2 separate regions of the Mus musculus genome follow, and region 2 is linked to region 1. Evidence: chromatin loops called from intact Hi-C (ENCODE). Cell type or tissue: heart. All regions are shown on one strand.

Region 1 (8,000 bases):
GAAAATGTCAAAATTATACAGTTTGCTCAGTGGAAAAAGATGTTGGTTTCTAATTTTGGTGAGTCTAAAGGATTTTGCTCCTTCTGGAAATGGACAGACACAGTATCAGCGGTTGCTGACCCAGTATTTCTATAACCTGTTTTCTGCACACATGGAAGGGAAAAATGAGTTGATTGTCTTGCTCTGTTTTCTTGGACTTGGACTATCTTTGCCCCTGGCAGGGGTGGTCTATCTGTGTGTTGATTAAATTGTCCTTGGAGACTGGCAATGAATGGGATTTTCCTTTTCCCCTGGCCCAGTTCTGAACCCACAATACCCCTACCATTTTAACCGTTTCTCTTTTGAGATCCTGATGGTACCTCAATTCCCTTGGTGTTTACTGGGCCCTCCCTGGAGTTTTTCCAACTCATTGGTAGGAAAATTTTCTTGAGGCCAAGCCCTTCAGTCAATAAAACATGAGATTTGGCCCAAATTGTCTACCTTCAATGTTCTAGGAATGTCCAGACCCCTTACCACTTCCAGATTGGTGAATATGTCTACAAAAGGAGGCATCAGCACAGTTGCTGGACTCCTGGTGGAAGTGACCCTTCCTGGTGCTGCAAAGGATGTCTTTCCTGCAACTCACTCTGTAGACCAGGGTGACCTCAGCATCAAATATTTGTCTGCCTCTGCCTCCCAAGTGCAAGGTATAAAGGCTTGTACCACCACTACCTAGACAAATATATACTTAAAAACTCTTTTGAAAATCAATAATGAAAATACATCTGGCAAACAAAGAAGCAAAATGTCAACTAAAGCTACAGACTTCCAGTGAATATGCCAGAATCAATGTCCTGTATATAATGTTATCATGACCTTGATATAAAAAAGCTTCTGGCAGGCTGTGCTGGTACACACCCTTAGTCCCAATACCATTATGGAGAGGAAGAAATATCTCTGTGAGTTTGAGGCCATCAAGGTAGTTGAGGTGAGTTCCAAGAGAGCCTGAGCTACCTAAAAAACCCTGTCTCAATAAAGCAAAAGGGAAACTAAAAAAGATGCAGACCCAGACCCTGCAGAACTGTTGTTTCTAGACATTGCTGAGCAAAGAAGAACATGGTGTCTTGGAATTATATTATGTCTAAGTATGTGACCAAGCCACCTCAGACAGTCAATGGGTTCTCCTGGGAGGGACTGATGATCAAAATAGAACAAAAGACAATTAGACAATATTATAACATGACTCCAGTCAATTCTGATGCTGAAGTAAGTTTATATTTTCCCAGTCTGCTTTCATACCATTTTAATGATATGCAAGTAATAAGATAATTTCTAGGTTAAGGAAATAGCAAGGTAATAAACAAATGTACCAAGAACACTGTTTCTAAGGGGCATATCAGGATAAACAACATATCTGAGACTACTTTTCTGTTCTCGTCCAATGTAAAATTACTGTCACGTTTTTAGAAGTGGTCCTAAGAGCTCTCCACAACGATGTCTTCTGGACTTCTTTTCAGATTGCTTTTTTTTCACATTAATTTTCAAAAATATGAGGGGCAAGCAGTGTTACAAAACAAAACAGAATTTTTTCTTAGTTGTTTTTAAGTTAGTCAGTCAGCAAAGATGTTCTCTACTGGACACTAAGAGGACACTGAGTTTGAGTTTCTTACTCATATATTGTGGAAAATTGAAACCAAACCCAAAACTTGGATGTGGCAGCTTTTTCCCTTGCACCATCTTCTTCTCCCATGGTCCTCTTCAAATCCAAATCCAATGAAACCTAAACCACATCTATGTCTCTTATGCTCAGTTATTGGCTGTTGGCATCTTTATTTACCAATCAGAAATAACTTGGGGGCAGAATCATAGGTCTACATGCAGACTCCAGTTCTTGGTTGGGTGGGGAGTCTACCCTTAGCATTACAACAGATATTAAGACAAAACCTCAAAAATTCCCCTTTTAGTCCAATAAATGTCTCCTTTCTCATAGATATAAATTGAGTAACATTATGACAATTATGAAAACCATAAGGTATTATATACACCTATAATGTCCAGTCTGTTATATTTGGCAATTGAGATAAAGTATTTTCTCATCTGTGCTAACTTAATGAGTTTATCATTCTGTACCTTCCCAGCATTCCTTCCCCCTGTTCTATAGGAGTACCTAAGAAGCATCCTCTGTTCTGCTGTGGGTGTCTGCATCTGTCTGAGTCAGATGCTATGTGGACCTTCTCAGAGGACAGCTGTACTAGACTCGTGTTTGCAAGCAGATTAGAATATCATTAATAGTGTGAGTGACTGATACTTGCCCATGGGATGGATCTCAAATATGACCCATTATTGGTTGGTCATTCCCTCAGTTTCTGCTCCATCTCCACATCACATCCATGTCTCTGTTTTAAAAGTGTCTTAGTTAGGGTCTTACAGTTGTTAACAGACACCATGACCAAGGCAACTCTTATAAAGACAGCACTGAATTGGGGCTGACTTACAGGTTCAGAAGTTCAGTCCATTATCATCAAAGTAGGACATGGCAGCATTCAGGCAGACATGGTGCAGGAGTTGCTGAGAGTTCTACATCTTTATCTAAATTCTTCTAGCACAATACTGGCTTCAAGGCAGCTAGGATGAATTCTTAAAGCCCATACCCACACTGACACACCTACTCCAACAAGACCACACCTACTCCAACAGAGCCATACCTACTAATAGTGCCACTCCCTGGGCCAAGCATATACAAACCATCACAAAATTCATCATCTTCATATATTAAAGAGCTCACACCAAAGGAGACCTTGAGCTACTGGCTCTCCCTCCTACAATGGGAGATTTACCATGGAGTAAGAACTTGAAGTTCATGGAGTGTATGACCTATAGAGACAGCTTAATGCCTGGCAGCAAAAATGATTGCCAAAGTGGCCTTTGTGATATAGCCATCACCCATATGTTGACATAAGCATGGAGATATAAGCTATGGGGGACAGTTATGTGAGAGGGGTCATTAGCCATGTTGCTCTTGTAATCTGCATAAATATCCTTCAAAAGGTCTATCACTACAAGTCCTGTGACTGAAGCTTGCTTACTCCAGGGAGCTGGTATGTATCATGTGGAACAGTATTCGATAACTAACACATGGGACTTCATGTATATTCCTTCAAGGATATCAGGTATAGAATAAGCACATTACAGCTTGACACAAATATATCCAAACACGATGTTTAATTAGTAAGAATTCAGGGAAGCAAAACCAAGAAGGCTGTTATGGATAGCCCTGGGGCTAATTATATTTGATTTTAATTCTGTTCTCCTGTGAGGGGTTGGGAACAAGGATTGAGTCAGCACTTAGATGATTACCTGTATACCTGCTTCCCACCTTAATTTGTAAAATAAAGGAGAGCTGATTATTGGGAAATAAAGGGAATGTGGAGCCGAAGGTGGAGGGAAGAGAAAGAAGGATAAAAAGGAAGAGGAATAAAGTGCAGAGGAGGAAGAAAAAGATGGTAACAAGCAAATGTTCTGGAGAAACCGCAAGTTATATGGGGTCACTTGATGTGGAAGATGGTATTGTAGCAGTAGATCTGCCCTAGAATCTAGGCACACAGTATGTATTTACATTAATTGTGTTGTGTTTTCATTGCCTAGGCATATATTGGATGGAGAGTTACTGCAACAGAAGGCTCTTAGTACTGTGCTGCGAGAGATGAGGGCACACAGACAGTCTCCAGCCTTCTCTAATTATTTCTTTGTAGGAAAATATTCAAATGTTTCTGGCTACACAGGCCAGTGGTGATGATGATCCCTTGACTTGGAATTCAAAGTCAGTTATTACTGTTCATGATGCTTTGCTCTGGTCAAAGTAGGAATCTCTTCCAACTAGCAGGAGCAGTGGCTTTGGTCAAACTCTGGACTTATAATAGATAGAAGAAATCAGATTCTTGTGATGGTTTTAAAATAATTTCTTTTGTACCGAACCATTTCTTTTATTAAAGCTTGGTTGAGGCAGAATTTCTGTGCCTTCTACTGTGTATAAATTTTAAAATGTGAGAGACTTGTTAATGTTGGTGTTAGTGGTTTTGTATTGTGAGTCAGGGTAACTATGTGTAGTCCTGGCTGCCATGGAAGTCTCTCTGTTGACCAGGCTGGACTCCAGCTCAGAGATTTTTCTGCTTCTGCCTCCCAAGTGCTGCAATTAAAGGCCTTCTCTACAACTGACTGGCATGGTAGGTGTTATTTAATGTATAAAACCAAGAAATCACTGTAGTCCTGATAGTGATCACTTTCATTGCTCCTAATGTGACCACTTATAGTCACCCTTTTCCTAACTGCCCATCAGGGTGTTCATTGATTTGTTTTCCCCCTTCAGAAGAACTTGTAAATAAAATAATTATCTCTGATTTGTGTACAACCATGAGGATTTTCCATTAATATATGTGTGGGATTGTGTGTTGTAAGGCAATTTCTCCTATGTCATTAGTCCAAGAACTTTTTGCTGCCTTCAGTTTGGGACTATTTTAAATAAAGCTTCTATGTGCATTCATTAACCTGTTCCTCTCTTCTGCGTGTCAATAATCAGACATCAAAGGCCTGCATGCCTCATTTCTACATGTGAGAGTTTACCTTCTAGATATGATGGAACAAGAATGTCAACAACGAAGGAACATACTACCTACATGTATCAAGAGAAGGCACATATATCATGCCACACAATGCTATGTCAGGCAGACTATTGTTGAGTGGGAGACAGAAAAACATGAGGAAGAGGCCTCACCCTTTCGTGGGGACTCCTTGGGCACAGGAAACTGTTCTTGGACTTGCTGGTTTGAATAAGCTCAACAGGTTTCAGATTTGGGACCAGGCTTGGTCCTGAGATGGTATTTTGGAAAAATACTGGATAGGGTGTTAAAAGTGAAGATGTTCTGTTTCCTCAGAGTCATTGGTTTGCCTGTGAGAACTTTGTCCCTGGGAAGGCCATTTGGCCTTCCACAGAACAAGTCAGCCTTCTTTAGGAAGCCCTAGTTGTTTTCATGTCACATCAGGAAACAGATGAACAGAGCAATGGATCCATGCTTGTCAGTCTTAAACACTGACCAATGTGTCTTTTTTGTATAACTTTCAGTCCCTCAGCCTGCTCACCAGCACTTGTTCTCTTCGATGTGTCTTCTCAATTTTTGCCACTGTTATACAGAATAAGAGTTGTGTTACTATGTTGTATGCCAATTTTAACAAATGGAGTTCATCATTTTCATTTACACAGCTTTCCAGTCCTCTCTCCCTTTTACTTTTTGGGTTGCTGTTTTGTGTTTGAGTGTAGAAAGAGTGGATATGCATATGGCACAGCATGCATGTAGAGATCAGAGGACAATCCTGAGCCATTGTTTAGTACAGTCCTCTGGCTTTCTGATATTGTGGAATGCCAGGGTAGCTGGTCTACAAACTTTTGAGAATTTACCTGAGCCCTCCAATCTCTCAACAGGAGCACTAGGACTCTAGACACATACTAACAAGTCTGGCTTTACATTGATTCTGGCAGCCAAACTCAGGTTCCCAATAATGCACTGAAACACTCTACCCATTCAACCTTCTTCCAAGTGCTTCACTCTTTCCTCATGTTGGGCATTGATTCCTGTCTCTTTCCTCATTGAAATTTTTTTGTATATTATTAAGTTTTGGATTTCTTTTAAAGATTTATTTATGTATGTTATGTATATTAGTAAACTGTTGCTGTCTTCAGACACACATGAAGTGGGTCACAGATGGTTCTGATCCTTCTTGTGGTTGCTGGGAATTGAACTTGGGACCTCTGGAAAAGCAGCCAGCATTCTAAACTCCTGAGTCATCTCTTCAGCCCCCTTGGTTTTGTCTTTGAGGTAGGTCTCATAGTGTAACCATCACTGTCTTAGAAACTGCTATATTGGTCAGGGTGTGACAAATGGTAAATGTCACTATCAGACCAAGATTATCTGAGAAGCACACCCTTGTGATCTCTGCTTTACTCTCCTGATATAACTGGAAACAAGGATTTCATAGTCTTGTGATACAGCCCAGAGAACGCACATGAGTTAAGTGTTTTTCCACTTCTTTTCTATCCTGACAACCTGGTGAATCCTGTGGCTACTTACATGCTATTTTCCCTCAGACAATCCCAGTCTCCAGAGTCTCACAGAGCTCCAGTAAACTGAGCATGGGGGCTCACATCTATAATCCCAGCACTCGGGAGGAAGAGGATCATGGATCTCTGTAAGTTCCAGGCCAGCCTGGTCTACACAGTAACAATAAAAGGAGACCAGAAAGTCTCTCTCATGATCACCTGGCTAATCAGGAGCAGTCACGTTGCTCTCAGTGACTATACAAATCATTTCTCTCAGTATTTCCTGGATCCTCTGAAGACCTTGTTTAGCACATAGACACAGGTCACAGAACAGAGCTGCAAGCATTTATTTGAATCAGTCTAAGAGACTGGATCATGAAAGAACAGGATCAGGAATCCAACTTCAGGAGAGAAAGAGGACAGGTCAGCAAGATGGCACTTGGATCAGAAATGTTGCAAAGATGGGTTGTCCCAAACACATTAACATCTACTGTCTTAATACCTTGAAAAGATAGTCTAAATAGGATTTTACAGTGCCCCTTCTATAGTGTGACTGGCATTCTGGGCTGGCGTCCATGGCTTTCTGGAAAACAAAAAGGCAGAGAGGGACAGTGTTGGCTATAGGCAAGGTACAGGACCTCAGCAGGGCTCCCCAACCACCCACAAGGAGACTGATCCTCATGCACAGCAAAGAAAATCCAATACAGTGATTCAGGTCTCCAGTAACTAATTTTGCCTCAAGGGAATTGGAGTTCACTCACACCCTTCAGGAGGAAGCCTGAAAAACCACCATAGTCAAGCAGGGAAGAAGTGGAGAAGGTTCTGGAAAGCATAATGGCGGCTAGGTCTAGAGAGGGACAGTAGATCTGAGTATGAGTTTGGTGATATCTCACATAATTGAGCACCTCTCTACGGGCACATTTGCTGTGTAGCCATGTTAAAAATATGTCCCCCATTTGGACTTGCTAGAGGAAGATAATTTTGGATAGCACTGTTGTTTTTCAAGACCTGATACTCAAGTAATATACTTTGGGAAATAGGGTGAGAGCTGCACTGTTCAAAATATGCATCTCTGTAATCCAGTTATGCTTGAAACAAGAGAGGACAGGTGACAACAGTGGTGAGGAACTATAGACAGTCCCTGGGGTGGGGGTGGCATTTCAGACATGGTGGGAGGTTTTGTTTTAGCACAGATGATGTCCGCAGAAATGGCCTTCATCGGGCTGGGTAAAATAGACCCCAGAGAGGTTCCAAAAAAGACACTGGTGAGAAATTTCAAGCATCTTAGAGTAGAGCTGGGAGTACCAAACCAGTGCAGAGGCCATCCCAAGGATTCCCTGTTCCTACTATGGGTGAGAACATATTTAACCAGCATGTGCGAGTGAGCTGCAGGATCATGCAAGGAACAGGCTGGCTGTGTACATGGCATGCTGCTTTACATGTACTAGGGTGGGCAAAGGTTTCAGTTCTCAGTTGCAAGTCACCTGACATGTAGTAATGGTTGCATCTATCACTTGTACACAGCCTTACAGCATCTGTTTCATGGGTGAGTGGAGGTAGGGAGAAAATTACCATAATTTTGCGTTCCAGAAGTATGTTTCTTAATCTTTCCTTTCAATAGCAGCCCTGGATTTTTTCCAAGGCCACCTTTTCCTCTGCAGTAGCATTGAATGCCTGGAGTTCTTGATACATCCACACCCTACTTCCAGAGACAACACTTGAATAGACTTCAAAGAAAGGAACACATGCTTCTGCTGCAAACACAGAGTGAAAAACACCATTAAAAGACAATGGGATGGTCAAAACAGAGGCCCAATGTTCCTTGCAGCACCTACAAATGCCTTAACTGACTTTTCTCATAGTCAAATGTGGAGAGCCATGCAGCGAGCAATCGGGAGCCATGAGCAATTGCCACTATAAGATGGCGCTG
Region 2 (8,000 bases), 140 kb after region 1:
TTCTACCCAATTCATTCTATGAAGCCACAATTACTATGATAACTAAACCACATATAGACCCAACAAAGAAAGAGAATCTCAGACCAATTTCCCTTAAGAAATGTGATACACAAATACTCAAAAAAATCCTTGAAAACTGAATCCAAAAAGACATCAAAACAATCATCCATTATGATCAAGTAGGCTTCAACCCACCGATGTAGAGATGGTTTAATATATGGAAATCCATCAATGTAATTCACTATATAAACAAACTGAAAACAAAAACCACTTGATCATCTCATTACTTGCTTAGAAAACATTTGACAAAATCCAACACAACTTAATGGTAAAATGTCTTGGGAAGTTCAGGAATTCAAGGCCCATACCTAACCATAACAAAAGTAATATACAGCAAACCAGTAGCCAACATCCAACTAAATGGAGAGAAACTTGAAGCAATTCCACTAAAATCAGTGATTAGAGAAGGCTGCCCACTGTCTCTCTACATATTCAATATAGTACTTGAAGTCCCTGACAGAGCAATTCTACAACAACAGGAGATCAAGGGGAAACAAATTGGAAATGAAGAAGTCAAAATATCATTCATGGCAGACAATATGATACTTTATGTATGTGACCCTAAAAAGTCCACAAGAGAACTTCTAAACCTGATAAACAGCTTCAGTGACATAGCTGGATATAAAATTAACTCAAACAAGTCAATGGCCTTTCTCTACACAAAGTATAAGCCCACTGAGAAAAAAAAATTAGAGAAACAACACACTTCACAATAGTCATAAATAATATAAAATACTTTGGTGTGACTATAACTAAGGAAGTAAAAGATCTCTATGATAACAACATCAAATTTCTGAAGAAAGAAATTGAAGAAGATCTCAGAAGATGGAAAGATCTCCCATGCTCATGGGTTGGCACGATTAATATAGTCAAAATGGCTGTCCTGCCAAAAGCCATCTACACATTTAATGCACTCCCCATCAAAATTCCAATTCAATTCTTCACTGAGTTAGAAAGGGCAATTTGAAAATTCATGTGAAATAATCAGAACCTAGGATAGCAAAAATGAGTCTCAACAATAAAAGAACCTCTGGTGGAATCACCACGCCTGATCTTAAGCAGTACTACAGAGCAATTGTGATAAAAACTTTATAGTACTGCTCCAGCGACAGACAGCTAGATCAATGGAATACAATTGAATCCACACACTGATGGTCACTGGTCTTTGACAAGGGAACTAAAACCATCCAGTTAAAAAGAGAAAACATTTTCAACAAATGGTGCTGGCACAACTAGCAGTTATCATGTAGAAGAATTCAAATTGATCCATTCTTGTCTTCTATTTACAAAGCTCAGGTATAAGTGGATCAAAGACCTCCACATAAAACCAGAGACACTGAAATTTATAGAGGAGAAAGTCGGGAAAAGCCTCGAAGATATGAGCACAGGAGAAAAATTCCTGAACAGAGCAGCAATGTCTTGTGGTGTAAGATTGAGAATCAACAAATGGGACCTCATAAAATTGCAAAGATTCTGTAAGGCAAAAGACACTGTCAGTAAGACAAAAAGGCCACCAACATATTGGGAAAGGATTTTTACTAATCCTAAATCTGATAGGGATCTAATTTCCAATATATACAAACAAACAAGAAGCTGGACTTCAGAAAACAAATAACCCCATTAAAAAAACGAGGCACAGAATAAACAAAGAATTCTCAACTGAGGAATACCGAATGGCTGTGAATCAGCTGAATAAATGATTAACATCCTTGATCATCAGGTAAATGCAAATCAAAACAACCCTAAGATTCTACCTCACACCAGTCAGAATCACTAAGATCACAAATTCAGGTGACAGCAGATGCTGGTGAGGATGTGAAGAAAGAGCAGCATTCCTCCATTGTTGGTGGGATTGCAAGCTTGTACAACTGGAAAACAGTCTGCGGTTCCTTAGAGAATTGGACATTGTACTACCAGAGGTTCTAGCAATATCTCTTCTGGGCATATACCGAGAAGATGTTCCAATGACAATAGGAACACATGCTCCACTATGTTCAAAGCAGCCTTATTTATAATAACAGAATCTGGAAAGTACCCAGATATCCTTCAACAGAGGAATGGATAAAGAAAATGTTGAACTTTTACACAATGGAGTACTACTCAGCTATTAGAAACAGTGAATTTATGTTTAAGTTCTAGGTAAATGGATGGATCTGGAGGGTATCATCCCCAGTGAGTTAACCCATTCACAAAAGAACTCAAGTGATATGCACTCACTGATAAATGGATATTACCCCAGAAATTTAGAATATCCAAGATACAATTTGCAAAACACATAAAACTTAAGAAGAACAAAGTCCAATATGTGAATACTTTGTCCCCCCCCCCTATAATGGGGAAAAATACTCATGGAAGGAGTTACAGAGACAAATTTTGTAGCTGAGACCAGAGGATGGGCCATCCAGAGACTGCCCCACCCTCAGATCCATCCCATAATCAGCAACCAAACGCAGACACTATTGCATATGCCAGCAAGATTTTGCTGAAAGAACCCTGATATAGCTGTCTCTTGTTAGGCTATGCCAGAGCCTTCCAAATACAAAAGTGGTTGCTCACAGTCATGTATTGAATGGAATACTGGGAACCCAATGAAGGAGCTAGAGAAAAATACCCAAGGAGATGAAGGAGTCTGCAACCCTATAGTTGGAACAAGAATATGAACTAACCAGTACCCCCAGAGCTTTTGACTCTAGCTGCATATGTAGCAGACGATGGTCTAATTGGTCATCATTTAGAAGAGAGTCCCCTTGATCTTGCAAACTTTATATGCCTCAGTACAGGGCAACAACAGGGCCAAGAAGAGGGAGTGGGTTGGTAGGAGAGAAGGGTCAGGGGAGGATATAGGGAACTTTTGGGATAACATTGGAAATGTTAATGATGAAAATATCTAATAAAATTTTGAAGAAAAAGGAACATGAATGAAAGTCTATGTTCTTACAACTTATAGAAGAATTCCAGAGGATCTGTAGATGTTACTTCTGGGAGTTGATCTCCCTTCAGTAAAAAGACCCAAGACTAGGTAATTTATTTGGGAAAGAGGTTACTTTTCTTCATGATCTGAAATGTTGAAAGTCAAGGATAGGGCAAGCTCAGGTAGTCAGGGACTTGTGATGTCTGATCCCAGGGTACACAGTAGAAGAATAACCGGATATTGTGGAAGACAGAGAGCAGAGTCTCCACTCTGCTTCTCAAGCACCCATGTTATACTCACTGACCAGGCCAGCCACAATGGGGACCAATACTCAACGTGGCTATTGGTGTGTGCATCATACATGTTAATGCATAGGTGGCCCTTCCTTCAGACATGTTGATTTTTGAAGCAGACTGAGTATTTAGGAGACAAATTACCCAGGCAGGTGGAGAAAAAGTGTTTTAGGCAACGAGGGCAGAGCATATGAAGGCCCTGCTTTTTGCTTGTGACATACTTACAGAGAAAGGGTGTCATACTTAGTATAAAGTCTCTGCAAATGACAAACACAGTGGTTAAATGGTAGATTGCAGGTACGTGCTTACACAGAGCAATCAGATGACACGCAAAGTCTAAAGAAATGATGTGAAGACATGGTACTTTCCACCTGCGATCCCCATTTGTGGGAAGCTGAGGTAGGTGTGCCCCAGTTACCTGTCTGGATCTCCTTAATCACAAAGATAAAAATTGTGCTCAGGTAGAGGGATGCTCTACCAGGCTAGCTTCCACCTCTTCTTTGCCCTCCATGTTTGGCAACAGTGAGCAGAAGCTGGCACTAAATGAAATACATATTTTAGCTAGCCTCTATAAAAGACACAAAGACTTGGTATATTATTTGAAGAGCTATAAGCCTAAATTGGGCGGGTTCTGTACTCTTTTAACTTACATCCAATTCATAAACCCCATGTTACTTGCTGTCCAAGTGTCACCAGGATTATTTCTGCTCCATCAATCTGCCCGAATGGTCCACTGATCCTTGTAATATGCTCTTGAGCCATCAGGCCTCATGGCAGCCTTTCCCCCTCTCCAATTTCTTTATCCTCCTCTCTACTCTTCTATTGCCTTCTGATCCTTACCTCTGACCCCCAAGCCCAGTGAAAAGAAGCTCAGAATCCCCCTAATACTCCATTATTAGCTGGCAGCCACATTTTTTTTAAACTAGTCAGAGGATAAGATGAGCAGAGTTTACAAAGCAACATTTGTTGTATGTGTGTATTTTTTTTATCAGATTACAAATGGGTCAGATGGTTGGGGAGTCCAGATACCTTGGTCTAGAACTTAGCATTTGAATACAAAGCAGCTGAAGACCAGCCCCAACAGCTGGCAGGTGGTGGAGGCTGCTGTGTTACCCTCTGATGAGCAGTTTTCACACTGGCATACAACCAGGAGATCTACCTATGTTGCAGCCTCCACAGAATGGACAGGTATGTGAGCCTACCTGGCACTCTACTGTGATGAGGCTCTAGATCCTGTTGGACTCTCCAAAGATTGTATAGCTCCATAGACCATTTCTGGCAAACAGTACTTAAAGATCGTCTCCTCTGGATCCCTTTTGTCCTTCCTTATAATCTGCCTCTTACCTCTCATCCTTCCATGACCCTACCTACTGTCTCCTGCCCTTCCCCTGTCAAATGAACCAGTTGCCACAGAGCTGCAAAGCAATTGGCCTATTCCATAGTCATCACACTCCTGCCTCAGGATTTGCTCTGCTGTCTTCAGCATCCTCCATTGCTGTCTGTTCAGCCCACACTTCCTAAAGAAAGACAAAAGTGCTCTCAAAAGAACCCTTTAATGAGGCCTAAAATGTCAATACCAGGCAGATAGCTCCAGAGACTCTCCTCTCTGAATAAATGGGCCTGTAAGTCTGTTTCCATAGGTCTGGGTAGCAGGGAATCTACCACAACCTTGCCTCTTAGCACCCTTCACAACAATTCCCCCTTTGTGCCCCTGCAGTGGGAAATGCTCTCCTTCTGGACCGGGTAGGGATGGCTGAAGAGTCATCTGTAATTCTTTGGTAGTAAAGATCTTCTGGATACACTGTAACCGGTGGCTAGATGCTGAGTCTTAAGGAGCTGGAGAAACCAGCTGATAGTAGATTCCAGTTTTTCAAAGGTATCTGTGGAATAATCAAAATGCCCATCATGCTGTCTTTTTGACCAGTCATCAGAGTAACTAGAGCAGCAATGCATAGTCTGGCAGTTGATAGTTATGGGGACATGTCACTCCAAACTGAAATATTCTTGCTTAGTCATGAGACAATGAACAGGAGACACTTTCTGTGTGAACTTAATGAACATAAAAATGATGATTATTAACAGGCTCTTCCTGTGTAATTTTGGGTGGCCTGGAACTCTCTTTGTAGAGCAGGCTGACCTCTACCTCACAGTGATAGGAAGGCTCTTCCTCCTAAGAGTTGGGACAAATATGTGAGTCATCATTGTTAGGCATTTCTAACAGACTTTGACAGTGATTGCCAACAGCCCAAAAGAAAGTCGAATCCACCAAACACACAAACAAACACACACACACACACACACACACACACACACACACACACACACACACACACACACACAGAGAGAGAGAGAGAGAGAGAGAGAGAGAGAGAGAGAGAGAGAGACCCTTTTCTCAGTAAGATTATGAGCTCAAGACCAACATGGAAAGATACACTTCAAACAAACAAACAAACAAACAAACAAACAAACAGTGGTGAAATACTGGATTTTAAGAGGAGCCTGTGCTTGTTAAGTGCTCCTGTGGTTTCTCCCTTTGAATCTGTGACAACACTTGTGGATATTCATACATTGAGCCATCTGTGGAATGACGTGTTCTTTAACTGAGTACAACACAACTTTGCTGAGAATATTGTGTCTATTTTCATCATTGAGTAGCCTATAATTTTCATTTTATGTTGTGTCTTTGACTTGGTATCAGAATAATATTGGCTTCACTAATTGAATTCTGCTAATATACTTTGTAGAATACCTCGAGATTCATTAATCTTAGTTCTTTAAAGGCTTAGTAGAAGTCAGCAGTGAACCCAGCTAGTCTAACACTGGAAACTTTTCACTACTGCTTCAATCTCATTTCTGTTACAAGTTACATTGTAGTTTTAAGATACACTGTAGTCAAAAGTTGCATTGTAGTTATAAGTTACATTGAAGTTATAAGTGACATTGTAGTCATAAGTTACATATCTTGCCATGGGTTAGCCTTTGTAGTTTTTATACATAAAATCTATTTCTTTAGATTTTCCAATCTAGTGTGACACTGGGTTTAAAAGAGTGTCTTTATGATCTTTCTAATAATGTTGGTATTGTTAACCTAAAAGATGGGAGGGAAAACACCCACCTAAATCATCATGGTCATAGTAATTAAAGCATGCAATTAATTAAACTGAGCTATTTATTTGTGTATACATTCTGCCTCTCCCTAAGTAGGTGTTTGATATGTCACCTTGGACGTGAAATAGACAAGACCTATACAGTCCATGGGTAGGGAATTTGGAGATAAGGTACTTGGTAGGCAAAATAGGGAGGACAAAGAAATTAGTCTTAATGACCTCTTGAATCAAAGATATGACTGCAAGCTGTGAGTAACAGGGTGGTCATAGTCAGAAGTGGTAGCATAAGGAGACATATAAACTTTCTGAAACAAAGATAGGGTTGCAAGATGGTTACAAACAACTTTTGAAACAAAGACATGATTATCAGTTCTAGAACAGGTAGTATGGAGCCACTTGTATTTAAGATTACAGGTAGGACTTAGTCCAATTCTTCAGATACAGAGTTTTGTTTAATCATTAACATGAATGAACTTAGTTTGTCTTTACTATAAGATGGCTTTTAAGCATAAGATGGAGGCAGGCTAGTTCCTGCTTATCTGTGATGTTATCCTCTTTCCTTCTCCTTTTTCGTATTGAGTCTTAACTTCCAAATGAATATGAATTAGGGTTTATCAATTTAATTCATTTTTACCCTATTTAGTTATTTAGGGAGGGTGTTGCTCTTCTCTGGCAGTTAACAGTAACTCACTGTGATTTGCCTTGTGTTCTAGCAAGGGCATGATTTTACCAATTGCAAATAGTTTCTGTGAATGTGGGATATTTGGAATGCTGGGAACTCTTCAGAAGGTATATAAACACTAGGGCCACCAGAGTTGGGTGTTTGCTTGTTAGTTGCTGGTTGTTGTTGGTCGTAGATTGTTAAGTAGTCATCCTCAAAGAATAAACAAGAATAACATTTTACATTCTGATGCTGTAGATCAAATTTGTCCCAAAGGACTCAACACCCTTAATCAGCAGGAAGTACTCAAATGATGAAATCACCCACTTTGCAACCTTTGGATCAATTTGTGGATCTCTCTCTCTCTCTCTCTCTCTCTCTCTCTCTCTCTCTCTCTCTCATTCTATCTACTGTTAGGAATTTGAAAGGGTACACAGAAAGAGGTGGAGAAGGGTGGAAGGAAGAACACACAAGAAGGAAAAAGACAGCTTTACCCTGTAGTCTGTAATAGTCTCCAGCATGCTTACAAGTTCAGTCTCTTCTGAGATTCATGCAATCTCTTAACTGTAAATCCTTGTAAAATAAAGATAAAAAGTATATCACATATCCCACAAATATGTCACAGGATAAATCTTACCATTTCAAGTGGAGCATAGTAAGGAAATACTGGGCCAAAGCCAAACAGAAAAGCAGCTGAGATAACTCCAAAATCTGCATTCTGATGTGTGATGTTAAAACACTCTTCAGATGTCCAATTCCTTTCAGTTTTGTTGACTGCAACACACTTCTTTTTCTTGGGCTTATTCCACTCCCAGCTATAGCTCTCCTCAACAAGTTTCCCATGGCCCTGGTACTGCCAACATCTTGGGGTCTCCAAGTCAATCCAAGCTTCACCTTCATACCTTCATTTAAAGGCCTCACTTGGTTTCCTTGCAAAGACATTCTGGCTGACACATGCCAGACCTCAC

The links. Peaks named below come from ENCODE experiments on the same cell type or tissue, not always from the same donor. Only the 100,000 strongest peaks of a DNase experiment are listed, where the experiment ranks them.
Region 2: a loop joins it to region 1, with 11 times the contacts of the local background. A loop is called at or near these places in 2 of 42 quality-filtered maps.

The regions. Positions count from the first base shown.
Region 1 is chr7:31,394,474-31,402,473 of GRCm38, forward strand. Scgb2b4-ps reads right to left here. Exons shown (of 3, transcript XM_030243140.1): 2 at 7,718-7,824; 3 at 6,558-6,653. The coding sequence ends at 6,558. Among named protein-coding and RNA genes, the nearest start is that of Scgb2b4-ps, 4.7 kb to the right of the region's middle. In heart, no CTCF peak of the experiment used is centred here; no DNase peak of the experiment used is centred here.
Region 2 is chr7:31,532,856-31,540,855 of GRCm38, forward strand. No RefSeq gene overlaps it. Among named protein-coding and RNA genes, the nearest start is that of Scgb2b6, 83 kb to the right of the region's middle. In heart, no CTCF peak of the experiment used is centred here; no DNase peak of the experiment used is centred here.